Linked DNA regions of Homo sapiens: region 1 is linked to region 2. Evidence: chromatin loops called from intact Hi-C (ENCODE). Cell type or tissue: B cell. All regions are shown on one strand. Each heading gives the region's core, and the rest is flanking DNA. Links, peaks and the distances in the headings are about the cores only.

Region 1 (9,716 bases), core at 470-8,469, 54 kb before region 2:
TCTTTATGTTCTCTGAATGTTTTCTTTTATTCTTTCCTTTCTTTTTCTTTCTGTCTTTCTCTCTCATTCTCCTTCCCTTCCCTTTTTCTTTGCTGTCTTTTTTTGTAATCTTTTAAAACTTTTTTTATTCTGCTCCCTGCATTTTCCCCTATATACTTGTTTATTTTGATCTTATTTGAGGTTTAAACCAAATGTCTGTGGATCCTTGGCTAGTCATTCATATGATGAGTGAGGCACTAAAAACCGGATTGACATCTCCAAGAACATGGATTTTTAGCCAGGCGTGGTGGCAGGCCCCTATAATCCCAGCTACTCAGAAGTCCGAGGCAGGAGAATCACTTGAATTCGGGAGGCAGAGGTTGCAGTCAGCTGAGACTGTGCCACTGCACACCAGCCTGGGCAGCAGAGTGAGACTCCGTCTCAAAAAACAAACAAACAACAACAAAAAACATAAAAACATGGGTTTCAACATTATGATTTTGTTTTAAGATTCTAGAAGGTCCTCTACAACAAGTTTATTTAAGAACATTTTCTTCCATTACTGCTTTGCTAAGAAATGTTTCAAAAACAAAACCAAAAATAACAGGAATGAATTTTATATTTCAATAAATGCTTTCTTGGCATATTCTGAAATCATCATATACTTTTTAACCTTTACTTTGTTAATGTAGTTTCCTAATGGTAGGGGTTTTCTAACAGTAGTCTTTCAGGATGGCTTTACTACTCTTCTCCGAGGAGACACTGAAATATTTTTTAGGAAAGGGGAAAATTTGAGGTGGAAGGCTAACCAGGCTGTTTCTGCTTCCTGTATCTAGGGTTGGTGCTGTACTCTCTTTGTTCTGGGCCATGCAGAGGTTAAGATTTTCCTTTGCAAAACAAGGATTTGACCTAGAATCTCTAAAACATATTTTAATAATTCAACTAAATTTGTTGCTATTCTTACATTTTTGTTTTAATGGAATTTTTGCTTCATAAACACTCCATAAGAAATTAATCTCCTTATTAGCACTACACCTAACACATTGCCTTTGACACATCTTAAGGGTAAGAAATGGAATTTACAAAATGTTTTTTCAATGAACGCCTCATCTGTGGTTCAGCTACTTTCCTTACCACAGCATAGTTTTCCTCCTACTCTTTATCCTCACATGGCAGTCAAGAGACAAGACTTTTTTTTTTTTCCCTCCTGCAGTATCTTTCTCCTCCATGTACTTCCCCTAAGAGGAGGAAAGAGGTAGAGATCTGCTCTAATCATTAGTATTAACTGTGGACCCAGAGTCTGAGTTGCCGGGTACGCCAAAGAATGTTTGGCTAAGACTCTTCCTTAACTGTTAAGCTAAGAAACTTTGCACAGAGGCCTCAGAATGATTGGTAGAGTGACAAAATGAGAGGCAGCTGAAGGTTTAGTAATGGAAGAATTCTAGATGTGGGAATCAAGCCATGAGGTCTCAGCCTAGCTTCTGTCCCTCTTGAGCCTCTCTGAGTCTTAGTTTCCTCATATATAAAATAAGGAGGCTTGACTTTACTAGATTGTCTTCATGGTCGTTTTGGGCTGTAACATTCTTTTGCATTTAAAATAATACCGGCTGGACATGGTGGCTCACGCCTGTAATCCCAGCACTTTGGGAGGCTGAGGTGGGCAGATCACCTGAGGTCGGGAGTTCTAGACCAGCCTGGCCGACATGGAGAAACCCCGTCTCTACTAAAAATGCAAAATTAGCCAGGCGTGATGGCGCATGCCTATAATCCCAGCTGCTCAGGAGGCTGAGGAAGGAGAATCACTTGAATCTGGGAGGCGGAGGTTGCGGTGAGCCGAGATTGTGCCATTGCACTCCATCCTGGGCAACAAGAGTGAAACTCCATCTCAATAAAATAAAATAAAATGAAATAAAATAAACTGAGGCCCAACGTGGTGGCTCACACCTGTATTAGTACATTTTGGGAGGCTGAGGTGGGCGGATCACTTGAGGCCAGAAATTCTGAGACCAGCCTGGACAACATAATGAATCCTCACCTCTATTAAAAATACAAAAAATTAGCCGGATGTGGTGGCACACGCCTGTAATCCCAGCTACTGGGGTGGCTGAGACAGGAGAATCGCTTGAACCTAGGAGGCGGAGGTTGCAGTGAGCCGAGATCACGCACTGTACACCAGCCGGGGTGACAGAGACCCCTGTCTCAAAAAAGTAAATAAATAATAAGAAAGTATCAACTCTAGAAAATCTTCAATAAATGTGTAGGTTCCATTTAATGTGAACTTCACTTTTTAAATTGAAAGAGATCTTACAATGTTTCAGAATTGAATCATTTTCCTTTCTGTTATGAATACTGTTTTGTTTTTTAGATATATGATATAGAAAGTTTCCTGGAAATCCCTAAAATATCCCCATGGTAGGCAAAATAAGTGGCCCCCAAAAAGAAGTTCATGTCTTAATCCCTGAAACCTGTTACGGTGTTATCTCACATGGCCAAAGGACTTTGCAGATGTGGTTAAACTAAGGATATTGAGAAGGAAAGACTATCCTGGATTATGTGGGTGGGCCTAATTTAATCACAAGGCAAAGCCGTGATTACTTTTGCACCAACCTAATAGAAGAGGTCAGAATGATGTCATATGAGATGGACTTAACCTGTCATTGCCAGCTTTGAAAGTAGGGGAAAGGAGCCATGAGCCAAGGAATGTAGGCCACCTGCAGAAGCTGGAGAAGGCCAGGAAAATGGACTCTGCCCTAGGCCTCCAGAAGGAACACAGCCCTACTGATGCTTGATTATGGCCTTGTGAGACACAGTTTAGATTTCTGATCTCCAGAACTATAAGATAAATTTGTGGGCTTTTTTAAAGCCACTAAATTGTGATAATTTGTTAAAGCAACAGTAGGAAATTAACACTATCCCTCACCTCTGGCCTTTATCATGTTGAGCAAACGTACTTTAGTTTTTGTTTTTATTTCTCTGCATGTTGTTCACATAGTAGCAAACACTTCTGTTCTGCCTTAATAACCAAGAATTATGCCATGTTGAATTATTTGTTTATATTATAGCTAAAGGAATAATTAGAAAATTGATTAATTATGCTTCTGTGTACCGTTATGTTCCCAAGTCTAATTATTTCCTAGGACTATGTTTCATTCTTCGAATTCACAGAATGTTGGATCTGGAAAGAACCATTAATATGATCTAATGGAGTCTAACACTCCCCTTTTGTAAGAGAAGAAATTGTGACCTATTAAGGGTAAACCCATGAGCGTCCCCATATGCATCTAGTTAGTTGCTTATAATACTAGGATAAAATTTGAGGACCTCTGGCTCCCAGGCAGGCATTTGCCCCACAGTACCATGCTGTTTCCACAAAAGTGTGAGAATGTGAAAATATGTAATGAACCTGGTCTCTTAATGCAAAAGGTGAAGAAACGTGAAATTCAAATATGTCTTGTATAATTCAACCCATTCTCACTTGAGAAGCAGTGTAATGCAGTAGTTACAATCTAGGACCCCAAAGCTCGATTGCCTATATGCAAATCCCATGTCTACTACTTCCCAGCAAAATGACTCTAGACAAGTTACTTAACCTTACCATTCCTCTATTTCCTCATCTGTAAAATGGAGATGATAATAATAGTATTGAACTCATAGGGTTATGGGGAGGTTTGAATACATAGTAGGTCAGGTGCCGTGGCTCATGCCTGTAATCCCAGCACTCTGAGAGGCCGAGATGGTGGGTTGCTTGTGGTCAGGAGTTCAAGACCAGTCTGGGCAACATGGCGGAAACCCATCTCTACTAAAAATACAAAAATGAGCTGGGCGTGGTGGCGGGTGCCTGTAGTCCAAGCTACTTGAGGGGCTGAGGTGGAAGGATTGCTTGAGCCCAGGAGGCAGAGATTGCAGTGAGCCGAGATCACGCCACTGCACTCCAGCCTGGGCAGCAGAGCAAGACTCTGTCTTAAAATAAATAAATACATACGTATAGTAATATTAAGTTGGTGCAAAAGTAATTGCGGTTTTTGTTATTACTTTTAATGGCAAAACTGCAGTTACTTTTGCACCAACCTGTTAACTGTAAGGCTCATAGAAAAGGCTTTGGACTAAATTTAGTAATAAATAATTATAAGCAATGATCATTATTAGTGGTAGACTGTATAATAAAGACAAATTATTTCAGTTAAACAAAGTAACACTTTTATTAATATTATTATTAATATTTGTTCCTACTGTACCTATTAGCCACCTCTTATGGTGAAGTCATGAACATTTAATCCTAATACAGGGCCCAAATGTTCTGGTGAACTGCCTGTAGATTGAAAATCATGTACTTTTCTATGCCAGCAGACATTTTGTGGACAGTTAGCACATGACAGTCATGAGTGTTCTTGCTAAAGTCACATTAATACCAAAGAACTGTACAGTGACTCGTTCTATACTGTCATTTCTTTAAGTTGCATTGTTTCAAGAACTAAGTGGCTGATGTACTGTTTCGTTTCTTTCATAATGCTGAGCATGGGTATCTAATAGACTTGCTTAGGCTGGCACATTTTTGCGTAGAAGTGCTAGATTTGTATGCATCTTTGAGAATGGGGCAGTTCAAAGCTAAAGTGAGCTAGGAACAAAACAGGAAGTGAAAAAGTAGAACGGAAAGACATAGGTAGATAGAGGAAGAAAAAAGGGGAAGGAGGAAAGGACCCACAAAAGGATTTTAAAGATAAATGAAAATATTTCAGCCGAGAAGAGAGTTTCAGAGGCAGTTAAGGCAAAGAAGAGACAATGCAGGCAGAGGTGTTTTATATGAAGCGTCTCTGAGGCCTAAACCAAATTTTACCATGCACGAGAATCACCTGGATTGCTAGACAATTTCCTGTATCCCGGCCCCAGGGATACTGATCTAGTTGGTCACAGCAGAGCCCAATCATTTGCATTTCTAACAAGCCAATCAGTGGTGCCAATGCTGCTGGTCTGAGGACATTTTGAGAATCTTTGGGCTAAACTATATTTACACAAAGTAAATATAATTGTTCTCAGTTTTTTTATGGAGCTCTATTTTACAAACAGTAAATTGCACAGATCTTAATGTTTTTGGTTTCCTAACAAGCAATTCCCCACTAAGGTTATGTAAAGATCTATCTGTTTCCATATACTGTCTCTGTCAAGAATACCAAGATACTTTTTTGAATAAAGTCCTAATGGCCTGATATTATTTTCCACCAGAATAATATAATGAACCCCAGTAGGTTTTCTATCTTTTTGAGGAAAAACATGTATTTCTGTAACCTAGAATTGAAATGCCAAAAACTACAAAGCACCTACATTACTTTGACTGCACATGCAATGTTTCTGGTCTCATGTAAGCTATAAATAGCCCATTTGTTATTCCTTATTATCCCACTTGAGAGGAGGAAATATGTTATGTTATATTGAATTCTCCCCCCTTCCTTGAATTAGCAACTTAGCAGATTTATGTAAAAGGTAATCTCAGACACTGGGCAAGAAAGCTATTGAGATTGAAACCCTTCAACAGTGCTTCTCTAACTTCACTGTGTAACTGAATCACGTGAGATCTTATTACAATGCAGATTCTGATTCAATGGGTCAGGTGTGGGGTCCAACAAGCTCCCAGGTGATATTGATGCTGCCAGTCCATGAATTACCTTTTCAGCAGTAAAGTCCTGTCTAGTGTATATAGACGGTTCTCAGACTTCTGCATCAAAATCGTTGTTAGAACCTAGATTGTGGACCCCTAACCCAGTGTATCTGATTTAGGGGGAGTGGGGCCTGAGAATTTGCATTTCTAAGTTCCAAGATGATGCTGGGATAGTGTGGGGAATATATTTTGATGACTACTGATCTATGGACCAATCTTTGTTTTGCTGATGCTAATTGACTTGCCAGCAATTTACATGGCTAATAGATAACATCTCCCCTCAAACTTTTCTGCCAAAGTCACCAGTGGCCTCTTCATTGGCAAATCCAGTGGAGTCCTCTTCACATCACTTGGCTTCTGACTGTTGTTACTTCCTTCTTGATCCCCTCTTCTCTCTTGGTTACTGCAATAGAATTTGCTCTGTTTGCTTCTCACTTTCTAACTCAAACTCTATTCTTTCTCAGATTCCTTTGTCAATTTCTCTTTCTTGCCATTCCTCTGCTCCGCCTCATGATTGTGCCTTAGTTTAGCCTTAGTTCTGCTCCTTTGACCACATCAGTACTCTTCTAATGAATCTCCCTGCCTTGATCTTGAGTCCCCAAGGCACCCAGCCCACCTCTACCACAGCAAACTTTCTGAAACACAAGTGTGACATGTTGCCACCCTGCTTAAAAACCTTAAGTTTTAAGGGTTTCCCATTTGCCATAGGACTCATTCCAAACTCTTCAGCTTGACTAATGTGGCTGTCAATAATCTGGCCCTTCCTTATCTACCCTTTAGCACTGCCTTTCACCAGGCCTACTGTAGAATCTTACCAGATATACTTAAAAGCATCCAATATTTGTAGAGGTTATGTGATTGCATACCTCCATACCTCTGTTTATGATACTTTCTCTTCCAAGAATTCCCTCCCTCCCATTCTTAACCCTCTTGGCCAGCAAACACTTCTTCAGCTTTTCTGTGTCTCTCTTCTTTGAACCCTTTTGTGACCATCCCAGGAAGCAGTGGTCACTTCCTTCTCATGCCTATACATAATAATGACATTGTAATACTTCATTGTACTTACATGTCTGATTCTCCCTATCAGTTTATAAAGCTCTTGAGAATAGATTTATTTTTCAACTCTGTATCTCTCGTGCATTGTCCAATGCCTGACACATTCATTGCCTGTTTGTTTACTGAACAAATGAATGAATAATAGAAATTGTGGAATTAGAAACTGAAAACAAAAACAAAAACAAACACCTTAGTTTACTGTATTAGTTTCCTGAGGCTGCTGTAACAAATTACCACAAATTTAGTACTTTAAAACAACAGAAATTGATTCTTTCATAGTCCTGGAGACCAGAAGTCTGAAATCAAGTTGCTGACAGGGCACGTTACTCTCTCTGGAGGCTGTAGGAGATATTTTTTTCTTTTCTTCTTCCAGACGCTGGTGGTTCCAGTTGTTCTTGGCCTGTGACTTCCTCCCTCTAATCTCTGCTTCCATATTTCCATGGGCTTCTCTTCTGTCTCTCATAAGGACACTTGTCATTGCACTTAGGGCCCACCTGGATAGTCCAAGATTACCTCATCTAAGTTCTTAACTTGATTTCATTTGCAAAGACCTCTTCTCCTAATAAGGCCATGTTCCCAGGCTCTGGTGGTCAGGACATGGACATACCTTGTTGGGAGTCACCATACAATCCACTACAGAGATTGTTAAAAAAAGACTAAAGGGGTTGTCCATCAGTAGAAATAAGGGACAGAAACTCTTTCTCCCTGTAGATCCCATGTAATAGCAATGAGTAGAAGGTGGCTGGGTGTGGTGGCTCATGCCTGAAATCCCAGCACTTTGGGAGACTGAGGCAGGTGGATCACCTAAAGTCAGGAATTTGTGACCAGCCTGGCCAACATGGTGAAACCCTGTTTCTACTAAAAATACAAAAATTAGCCTGGCATGGTGGCATGCACTGTAGTTCTAGCTACTCAGGAGGCTAAGACAAGAGAATCGCTTGGACCCAGGGGACAGAGGTTGCAGTGAGCCGAGATCGCGCCATTGCACTCCAGCCAGGGCAACAAAAGCAAAACTCTGTCTCAACAAACAAACAAACAAACAACAAATGAGTAGAAACTGATAGACAAGGACTCTGTTAGTCCAGTTCTCTTCAAATCAATGATTCCCCCAATCATAAACTCTTTTTCTTTAAAACCAAAAAACCAAAAAACGGTGTTTGTGTGTGTGTTGGAAGGCCAAGGGTCAAGCACTGAGAATATTCTCCTTTTTGCCTAAATCATACCAAATCATCCTCCTCAAGCTTAAAAGAAACAATGATCTCATCAGTTGGTCTTTGAAAAATATAATCCTTTCTTAATTGGTTGTTTTGTAACTTTACATTGGTTCTAGCAGGGAGGAACCTATCCGTTTCACTTCTTGGTACAGTATCTTTGCCTTCTCCACCAATTAGGAACTTCAATACTTCTGATTAAAGTGTTGATTTGTGTTGGAGAAAAACAGGCAGAGAAGTGGGGTTGGGATAAGCAGCTGTGGAAATTGTGGGGAAGGGAGACTTAGCCAAGGGACAGGAAGGCTGTTCCAGAGCTCTGGCCTGACCACTTATTCCATGGTTTGCACATGATCCCCCAGCACCGGAGCCAGGGTTTCCAGAGTGCACAGCTTTCATTTCCATTAGTGACTGACTTAGAATCGTCAAGACCAAACCTTTCCCTCTGACTTTACAATTGAAGTTCAAAGGCTTTTGCATCTAGTCTACACCTATCGGTGAGTTCAGGAGAATTTTGGGAAAATAAAAAATACAAGATAAAACTCTATAGAGTTACATTTCCCTTTCTTTCCACAAGATGAGAGAACAATACAGGATGCTGTAATTTGTCAAAACCCCAAACAAAACAAAACAGGTCTGTTGTTAATACGGACAAATGGTCACAGCTGCAGAAAAGTTACCACATGAACTCTTTCAGTCCTAAATAGTCATTTTTGCAGTTCTGCGATCACTTTTCCAGGACTCCTTTTTTCCCTCCTCAGTATTTATTCATATTAACTATTTTTTCCATGTTAGATTTCTTCTGTTCGATATATTTTTTAGACAATGCTGCTTCCTATACAGCAGCTTTCTAATATTCTACCCAGGTTCACCATACATATGTGTCATTTCAGTGCCACAATAGCCGTACAGTGAAAGTAAATATTTTGATTACGTAGTCCATCAGAAGAACTGCTGTTAGATTCCTCTCTCTACTCCCATTCTCGACGTTCCCATGATATAGGCCTCCCTTCCCAAGCATGCTGCTAACTGTTGTGCCACAAATCAGTGCAATGAAGCTTGAGGCCCAGGTTGTCATACAGCTGAAACACGCCAGGTGTGTTGAGAGTTTTCCAATGTTTGACTAATTTAGGTTAAGTTGAATTGTCTAAGCTGGCTTAAATTGCTGAGAAAGTAAGAAAGGCAGGCCTGGAGAACTGGTGTTTGATCATTTAAGGCTGAAATTTAAACCTCAAGCGAAACAGGGAATCCAAAACCAATTCAAAACAGAAAGAAGAAAGTTGTATGTGACATTTCTGTAATCGAAACTGATGAGTTATACATTTTTACTGTTGATTCTTAGCTTGTCTTCCTCTTTTGCCAGTATATATTTATCTCTTCAGGCATAATACCATGTTACAGCAAAACTGCTTTCATTTTGACTCCATTTGTGATAGACACATAGGGGTTGATGTTTACTTTTGAACTCACAAGAAAGAGTCTCTAAAGTTTGGAGTATAAGATTATGAGATCAGTGTTTAACCCCATGCAAGAAAAAAAGGAATTTCTGGGCCTTTGAAAAACACTTTGCCAGCACAGAAAGAACTTAAATATATATGTAAATTATTACAAAATTGAAATGACAAAATATTCATATCTAAAGCGATGTTCAAAGTTTTGTACTTGGCAAATTTTATGAACTTCCAGAATTATTCAGCGTAAATGAAAGATATAAAAATAGAGCTAAAATACATAGTAATTGTTGGAATACTTTTCACAATGTGTCCACTTATTCAGATGTACTTTTATCATTTAGATAAAATATCTTACTTATCTGTAAG
Region 2 (9,716 bases), core at 589-8,588:
TCCATTAGTTTAAACTTTTAAACATGAGTAACTCTAAGTAGTTATATAGAGGCAAAATTGAAGTCACTCAATTTTTTTTTTGTCTTCACAATTATTGTTTTGAATCCATATTTTTTTCTCTTTGTTTTTTGTTTTTTGAGACAGAGTTTTGCTCTTGTCACCCAGGCTGGAGTGCAATGGCGCGATCTCGGCTCACTGCAACTTCCACCTCCCGGCCCTTCAAGCAATTCTCCCGAGTAGCTGGGATTACAGGTGCCAGCCACCACGCCCGACTAATTTTTGTATTTTTTTTAGTAGAGATGGGGTTTCACCATGTTGGCCAGGCTGGACTTGAACTCCTGACCTCAGGTAATCTGCCTGTCTCGGCCTCCCAAAGTGCTGGGATTACAGGTGTGAGCCACGGTGCCTGGCCCATAGTTTTAGACATATGAAGCTGTATACCCTAAGTGCTGGAGACATTAACTGTTCTCCAGGTGAGCTCAAACGATTCTAAATAATTTTGAATTTGCTCTCAAAACAAATGAGGGCAGCTAAGTCTCTGGTATACAAATGGAAATTCTTTGACTTCCACAGAGAATACAATGTTTATTTTTTTTATTTATGCCTTTTTTTTTTGAGATGGAGTCTCCCTCTATCATCCAATACAGTGGAAAGATCATAGCCCACTGGAACATCAACCTCCTAGGCTCAAGCGATCCTGCCACCCCAGCCTCTTGAGTAGCTGGGACTACAGATATGCACCACCTCACTGGCTAATCATTTTAATTTTTTAAAAAATTTTTTGTAGAGATGGTGGTCTTGTTATGTTGCCCAGGCTGGTCTCTAACTCCTGGCCTCAAGCAATCCTCCTACCTCCTAAAGTGCTGGGATTACAGGCATCAGCCACCAGGCCCAACTCATGTTTATTAATGAAAAATATATTCTCTATGTATGTGAAGATTACATATATATTATTAAAACTCAACAGTAACCACATAATTGTTTAGAACTTGGATCAACAAAAAATATTTTGCATAGGAGCAGTATTTTATCATTGGCAATTTAGAATTGGCAGAGCATAGGGAAAATAAAAAGCAGAGTGACTTTATTTTAGTTTATTATTATTTTAAAATTCATCTTAATTATTTTAAAATTTAAAAATTCTCCATAAAAAATAAATTGCTTTTTCCGGAGGCAGACCTCTCCCATTGCCCTGTCCCTGGCACACCAATGTCATCTTCCACTAATTTTCCTTTGAACACAATTTTATTTAAAAGTGTTAAAAATCCCAAGTTATCTACTCTTGTTTGATTTCCATGGTTAGCAGGTATTCAAGAAGTATTTTTTCAAATGCCTGACCAGGAGAGAGCATGGAGATGGGTAAGATCCTGCAGACTGGAGCTATGGGCAGACAGGGAGTAGCATGCCAGCAGTAAACAGGGCATCAGCAGTTTAGGAAAGGAAGTAAGCAGTATGTTAAGTTCTTTTGGTGATTGCTCTGGGGTAGGGGTGAGAAGAGCAGAAACAAGTCAGTTTTTCTAGGCTTAACTTCCCATCTCATTCTTTTAATTTCTGCCTTCGACCAGGGTTAGCCATACACATTTTCCCCATTCTGTTGCCCAGTTCCTAAGACCCCTCCCACTCTTCCTTCTGTAGCTTATCTGCTTCTGTCAGGCAATTCCATAGTGAAACTGTGCAAAACAGTGAAAACACTAAACTGCATCTCAGGGTCATCCAGAACATTTTGAGTTCTTTACATTAAAGTCTTCCTTTTTTTTCTCTTCTGAGGCTCACTTTTCTCTGGCTGTCTTGGAGTTAGGAGGGAAAATCCCTGCTATCTTTTGCAGGCATTTCTTGTACACTTCCTCTCCAGACAGAGCAAGGGTAACCAGTAAGTACAGTTATTTGAGATGACTCTTAGTCATTCTGTTTTAGTCCTTCTCACTCTGCCCAAGAGAAGTCTCATACAAATTTATGAGACTGCCTTGTAACCTGTTTAAATCTGACCCCTCCATCTCTCACTCATTAATTAAAAATAGAATTTCAACATACCCATTAGGATGGCTAGTACCAAACAAACAGGAAATAACGAGTGTTGGTGAGGATATGGAGAAATTGAAACCCTTGTGCATTGCAAGAGGGAATACAAAATGGTGTAGCCACTATGAAAAATCATATGACAGCTCTTAAAAAATTAAAAATAAAATTAATATAGGATCCAGCAACTTCGCCTTTGGGCACATACCCCCCAAAATTGAAGCAACGTCTGTAAGAGATACAGATACATGGATTGAAAATACAGTATTCAAAAGGTGAAAGCCACGTATATGGAAGGCCAACTTTTTGTGTACACGGGTCTCTCAGGGCTGACTGTGGGACTTGAGTACGCACAGATTTTGTTATATGTGGGTTGTGTGTGTGTCTTGGAACCAATTCCTGGCATATTCTGAGAATCTGTTGTATTTGTTTTTGTTTGTTTGTTTTGTTTTAAGAGGAGTTTCATTCTTGTTGCCCAGGTTGGAATGCAATGGCGCAATCTGGGCTCACTGCAACCTCCACCTCCCGGGTTCAAGAGATTCTCCTGTCTCAGCCTGCACCACCAAGCTCAGCTAATTTTGCATTTTTAGTAGAGATGGGGTTTCTCCATGTTGGTCAGGCTGGTCTTGAACTCCTGACCTCAGGTGATTTGCCCGCCTCAGCCTCCCAAAGTGCTGGGATTACAGGCGTGAGCCACTGCGCCTGGCCGAAACTGTTGTATTTGTACACCCACATTCACAGCAGCATTACTCACAATAGCCAAGAGGTGGAAGTAGCCTGAGTGTCCATTGATGAATGAATGGATAAACAAAATATGGTATATACTGATAATGGAATATGATTCAGCCTTAAAAAGGATAGAAATTCTGACAAATGCTACAACATGGATGAACTTTGAGGGTGTTATGCTGAGTGAAATAAGTCAGGAAAAAAAAGACAAATACTCCATGATTCTACTTACATGAGTGGTCAAATTCATAGAGATGAAAAGTAGAATGGTGGTTACCAGGTGCTGGAAGGAGTGAGGAATGGGGAGAATTGTTTAATGGGTACACAGTTTCAATTTGGAAAGACGAAAACATTCTGGAGATGGATGGTGGTAATGGTTACACAAACAATGTGAATGTATGTAATATTGCTGAACTGTACACTCTTGAAAATGATTAACATAGATTTTTATGTATAATTTACCACAATTGAAAATAAAACTTCAAGTTTGATTTTTACATGTCACTTTTACTATAAGAGAACAGAAAACTATTTTAGGTGAGTTAGAGTCTGATGGTGTGGACCACACGATTTTGCTTATCCCAGGCAAGTTTTAAAATAATGCTTGGTAATGGGGGTGGTTTAAATAAGACATACAAATGAATGGCACCACTGTCACCTTAATTCCTTCCAGGTCAAAGAGGACAATAGAAGAATAAATCAGGAAAGAAAATGGCCACTACTATCTAATGGGATGGTATATGTATTAGTCTGTTTTACGCTGCTGATAAAGACATACCTGAGACTGGGCAATTTACAAAAGAAGGAGGCTTTTTGCACTTACAGTTCCATGTGGCTGGGAAGGTCTCACAATCATGGTGGAAAGTGAAAGGCACGTTTCACATGGTGGCAGCAAGAGACAGAATGAGAGCCAAGTGAAACGGGTTTCTCTTTATCAAACCATCAGATCTCGTGAGACTTATTTACTACCACAAGAATAGTATGGGGGAACCGACCCCATGATTCAATTATCTCCCACAGGGTCCCTCCCACAATATGTGGGAATTATGGGAGTACAATTCAAGATGAGATTTGGGTGGGGACACAGAGCCAAACCATATCAGTATACTGTGAGACCAAGGGTTTATACTTGAAGCCCCTGGGTTGTATTTACTGTGCATTGCAGTCTTCAGCTCCTGCTGCATCTTAGTTGAGGCTACTCATGCAAAATGATTTTTGGTAAAATGATTTTTGGTAAATGACTCTGATCAAAATTAGATGCTATGTGAATTAAAAGCAATATTTTAAAGAACAGAGGACTTCAAAACTGTAATGTGATATACATCTTTTGACATTTAGGATACCAGGCCAGAGGTAGCATGGGTTATTAGTAGAAGAAAGCTATGATTACCATAGATACTATTTGGCAATAAGAAATAGCAATAAAGATGGTTTAAGTCTTTCTTCCCTAGGGCTCACGTATGTAATAATTTCTTTTCACAATATACCAAGAAAGTAGGAATGAGTATGATTATCTCCACTTTATAGTAGGTGAAACTGAGGAAGCAAGAAATAATTTGGGCGTGAGGCAGTGACTCATGGACAGGGTTGGAAGTTAAGAACAGGCTTCTGGAGTCCTGGTCCCAGGGCTTTCTGGCTATAAATAGCTTGCCTTCTGTTCTGTTGATCCTGTTCAACAAAGCTGTACCCCCAAATCTCAAAAAACAGTCACAGTGGGCTCCTCTCATGAGCTTTCTGAGCAGAGAAGCCATACAAGGAGATTGGAACTTTCAAGTCCTTCCAGAGGTGAGTGAACAGGTGGATGAGGGTCATGTAACTTCAGTGTCAGTTGAGGAACCTCAATTTTCTTGACTGTCACATGATAGTGTTTCTAACTTTATTTGAGCAAGAAAAAAAATAGAACCTCAGTGAGCTCCACTTTCTTGGCTTGGAAGCCACAAACCCCATTAAGTACCCTCCAGAATAAGTGGCTCTTCTGTGTTCGGGAAGAGACCACCCCGTGACCAAGAGAAGGGGTTTCACAACATGCAGATGGAGGTTTCAGAAGTCCTCAGCTGGAGCAACTAAATATGACTGAGACAACACAGTCCCACAGACAAAGGTCAGACCTATTTTAATCTCTGAGTGAGGTTATTACTCTGGGACAAGGCCCTTTTTGTCTGATTTCTTGCTATTTTCAGTGATTCACAAGCTTAAATCTCTTTCATCTGGGAGTGCAGAGCCACATCTCCTCTTTCAGACTTGTCTGTGAGTTAATACAGTTCTGATCTTCCATCTTCTTGGAGTATCTTCTTACAGCCATAGAATTCCCCATGCTGTGAGCCTAGAGGAGTCCCTGGGGAAGCAGAGTCAGGACAGGCTTGCAATGCAAACCCCTGGGGAAGATTTGGAGGATTAGCAGGAAGTGGGGTGACTGCTTGCTTGGATGGTCCCACAGCGGCTTTGAACCAATAACGCAGCAGGTTATGGGGGCTGACCTCTTGAAGAAATGAGCAGAGCTCTGGAAGCCTTCCACATCTCAGTCATATGTATGCTTTCCCTGTACTGTCTGCTGAAGTATACATATGTCAGTGTTTTGGTCAGAGTCATTTTATTAATAGTATTCAATGAAGTTAGGATCAAAAAGGCTCCCATAGTTTCTTGATGGTACAGGCCTCATGTTCAATTACTACTAATTACTGGTCCACTTGGAATACTAGGAACTTGGATTGCCCTTATATTTTTGTGTTATTTCTCCATAGTGAATGCTGCATTACGGAGGCCTGCTTGCCCAGTTTTTACATATCCTATGGTTTGTGAGTTTCCTACTTATCACCTTTTTCTTTTTCTTTCTTTTTTTTTTTTTTAGATGGAGTCTCGCTTTATCTCCCAGGTTGGAGTGCAGTTACCCGATCTCGGCTCACTGCAAGCTCCGCCTCCCAGGTTCTTGCCATTCTCCTGCCTCAGACTCCCGAGTAGCTCGGACTACAGGCTCCTGCCACCACGCCTGGCTAATTTTTTTGTATTTTTAGTAGAGATGGGGTTTCACTGTGTTAGCCAGGATGGTCTCAATCTCCTGACCTCATGATCCGCCCGCCTTGGCCTGCCAAAGTGCTGGGATTACAGGCATGAGCCACTGTGCCCGGACTCTTTTTTTATTAATATATAATATTTGTACATATTTGTGGGGTACATGTAATATTTTGTTACATGTATAGAATGTGAAATAATCAAGTCAGGGTATTTGGGGTATCCATCACCTCGAGGACTCATCATTTCTATGTCTTGGGAACATTTCAAGTCCTCTTTTCTCGCTATTTTGAAATGTACAATACACTGTTGTTAACTGTAGTCACTCTACTCTGCTATTGAACATTACGACTTAATCGTTCTTCCTAACCATATGTTTGTAACCCATTACACAACATTTCTTCATCCCTCTCCCCAACCCACACACCCTTCCCAGCCTCTGGTATCTATTATTCTACCCTCCACCTCCATGATAATCAACTTTCTTAGCTCCCACATATGAGTGAGAACATGAAATACTTGTCTTTCTGTGCCTGGCTTATTTCACTTAATATAATTACCTCTAATTCTACCCATGTTGCTGCAAATGACATAATTTCATTATTTTTTATGGCTCAATTGTATCACATTGTATATATATGGCACATTTTCTTTATCTGTTGGTCCACAGGTTGATTTCATATCTTTGTTATTGTGAGTAGGGCTGCAGTAAACGTGAGCATATCCTTTTGATATACTGATATATATCCTTTTGATATACTGATTTCTTTTCCTTTGGATAAATACCCAGTAGTGGGATTGCTGTATTATATGATAGTTCTATTTTCGGTTTTCTGAGAAATCTCTGTGCTGTTTTCCATAGTGGTTGTGCTAATTTACATTTCCACCAACACTGTATGAGTTCCCTTTTCTTTGCACCCTCACTAGCATCTGTTATTTATTGTCCTTTTAATAAAAGCCATTCTAAGTAGGGTAAGATGATACCTCATTATGATTTTGATTTGCGTTTCGCTGATGTTCAGTGATGCTGAGAAGTTTTTCCTTTCTTTTCTTTTCTTTTTTTTTGAGATGGAGTTTCGCTCTTGTTGCCCAGGCTGGAGTGCAATGGCACCATCTGGGTTCACCAAAACCTCCCCCTCCTGGGTTCAAGCGATTCTTCTGCCTCAGCCTCCCAAGTAGCTGGGATTACAGGCATGTGCCATCACACCTGGCTAATTTTGTATTTTTAGTAGAGACGGAGTTTCTCTCTGTTGGTCAGGCTGGTCTCGAACTCCTGACCTCAGGTGATCCACCTACCTTGTGCCTCCCAAAGTGCTGGGATTACAGGTGTGAGCCACCGCACCTAGCCAAGAAGAAGTATTCCATATTACTTGTTGGCCATTTATATGTCTTCTTTTGAGAAATGTCTATTTATGCCCTTTGCTCACTTTTTAATAGTATTATTTGTTTGTTTGTTTTTTTACTGTTGTTTCAGTTCCTCATAGATTCTGGATATTAGTCCCTTGGCAGACGAATCTCTGGCAAATATCTTCTCCAGTTGAGCAGGTTGTCTTTTCACTATGTTTATTATTTCCTTTGCTGTGCAGAAGCTTTTTGGTTTAATATAGTTCCATTTGTTTATTTTCATTTTTGTTGCTTGTGCTTTTAAAGTCTTAGCTATAAAATATTTGCCTAAACCCATGTCCTGAGTGTTTTCCGTACATTTTCTTCCAGTAGTTTTATAGTTTTGGGTCTTATGTTTAAGTCTTTAATCCATCTTGAGTTGATTTTTGTACATGGTAAGAGATAGGGATCCAGTTTAATTCTTTGCATATGGATATCCAATTTTTCCAGCACCATTTGTTTAGGAGGATGTCGTTTTCCCAATGTATATTCTTGATGCCTTTGTAAAAAATCAGTTGGTTATAAATATGTGGATTTATTTGTGGGTTTTCTATTCTGTCCCATTGATCTAGGTGTCTGTTTTTATACAAATATCATGTTGTTTTGGTTACTGTAGCCTTGTAATATATTTTGATGTCAGGTGATGTGATGCCTCTAACTTTGTTCATTTTGCTCAGGATTGCTTTGGCTATTAGGGCTCTTTTTTTGGATATGAATTTTAGGATTGTTTTTCCTATTTCTGTGAAAAATTACATTGTTATTTTGATAGGGATTGCATTGAATCTGTTGATTGCTTTAGGCAATATGGTCATTTTAACAATGTTTGTTAGTTCTCCTGATCCATGAGCATCGGATATCCTTCCATTTGTTTGCATTCTCCTCTTCTCTTCTCTTCTCTTCTCTTCTCTTCTCTTCTCTTCTCTTCTCTTCTCTTCTCTTTTCTTGTCTTTCGTCAGACAGAGTCTCACTGTGTTGCCCAGGCTGGAGTGCAGTGGTATGATCTTGGGTCACTGCAACCTCTGCCTCCCAAGTTCAAGCAATTCTTGTGCCTCAGCCTCCTGAGTAGTTGGGATTACAAGCATGTCCACATGCCTGGCTAATTTTTTTTTTTTTTTTTTTTTTCTGAGACTGAGTCTCGCTCTGTCACCCAGGCTGGAGTGCAGTGGCATGATCTCAGCTCACTGCAAGCTCCACCTCCTGGGTTCATGCCATTCTCCTGCCTCAGCCTCCCAAGTAGATGGGACTACAGGCACCTGCCACCACGCGCAGCTAATTTTTTTGTGTTTTTAGTAGAGATGGGGTTTCACTGTGTTAGCCAGGATGGTCTCCATCTCCTGACCTTGTGATCTGCCTGCCTCGGCCTCCCAAAGTGCTGGGATTACAGACGTGAGCCACCGCGCCCGGCCTAATTTTTGTATTTTTAGTAGAGATGAGGTTTCACTACGTTGGCCAGGCTGGTCTTGAACTCCTGGCCTCAAGTGATCTGCCTGCCTTGGCCTCCGAAAGTGCTGGGATTACAGGTGTGAGCCACCATGCCTGGCCCTTCTTCCATTTCTTTCATCAGTGTTTTTGTAGCTTTTTTTTTAGGTTTTTCATCTCCTTGGCTAGATTTATTTCTAGGTTTTTGTTGTCGTTTTTGTTGTTGTTGTTGTTTTTGAGGCCATTGTAAATGGAATTGCCTTGTTGATTTTTTCTCAGCTAGTTCATTATTGGTGTATAGAAATACATTGTTTTTTTGGCTTCTTTTTTTTTTTTTTTTTTTGAGATGGATTCTCACTCTGTTGCCCAGGCTGGAATGCAGTGGCATGATATCGGCTCACTGCAACCTCCACCTCCCGGGTTCAAGCGATTCTTCTGGCTTAGCCTTCCAAATAGCTGAGATTAGAGGCGTGTGCCACCATGCCTAGCTAATTTTTGTATTTTTAGTAGAGACGGGGTTTGACCATGTTGGCCAGGCTGGTCTCCAACACCTGACCTCAGGTGATCCACCCGCCTTGGCCTCCCAAAGTGCTGGGATTACAAGCATGAGCCATCGTGCACAGCCAAAATACACTGATTTTTGTAAGTTGATTTTGTATCCTGCAACTTTACTGAATTGATTTATCAGATCTAAGAGTTTCTGGGGAGTGTTTAAGCTTTTCTAGATATCTGCAAAGGCGGACAATTTGAATTCCACTTTTCCAATGTGGATGCCTTTAATAAGTATTTATTTCTTTTACCTGATTGCTCTGGCTAGGAGTTTCTGGGGGAGTGTTTACACTTTTCTAGATATCTGCAGAGATGGACAGTTTGAATTCCACTTTTCCAATGTGGATGCCTTTAACAGTGTTTATTTATTTATTTATTTTATTATTATTTTTTGAGATGGAGTCTCGCTCTCTTGCCCAGGATGGAGTGCAGTGGCGCCATCTTGGCTCCCTGCAAGCTCCGCCTCCCAGGTTCACGCCATTCTCCTGCCTCAGCCTCCTGAGGAGCTGGGGCTGCAGGCGCCTGCCACCACGCACGGCTAATTTTTTTTTTTTTTTTTGTATTTTTTTAATAGAGACGGGATTTCATTGTGTTAGCCAGGATGGTCTCGA

The links. A loop is a pair of places that touch in the nucleus more often than their neighbours do. Peaks named below come from ENCODE experiments on the same cell type or tissue, not always from the same donor. Only the 100,000 strongest peaks of a DNase experiment are listed, where the experiment ranks them.
Region 1: a loop joins it to region 2, with 2.6 times the contacts of the local background. A loop is called at or near these places in 1 of 110 quality-filtered maps.

Annotation. Positions count from the first base shown.
Region 1 is chr6:113,804,828-113,814,543 of GRCh38, reverse strand. No RefSeq gene overlaps it. Among named protein-coding and RNA genes, the nearest start is that of MARCKS, 48 kb to the left of the region's middle. In B cell, for the core only: no CTCF peak of the experiment used is centred there; a DNase peak (open chromatin) is centred at 4,563; H3K4me3 peaks cover 855 bases; H3K27ac peaks cover 2,324 bases.
Region 2 is chr6:113,751,105-113,760,820 of GRCh38, reverse strand. No RefSeq gene overlaps it. Among named protein-coding and RNA genes, the nearest start is that of MARCKS, 100 kb to the left of the region's middle. RefSeq lists an enhancer at 4,810-5,089. In B cell, for the core only: no CTCF peak of the experiment used is centred there; a DNase peak (open chromatin) is centred at 5,080.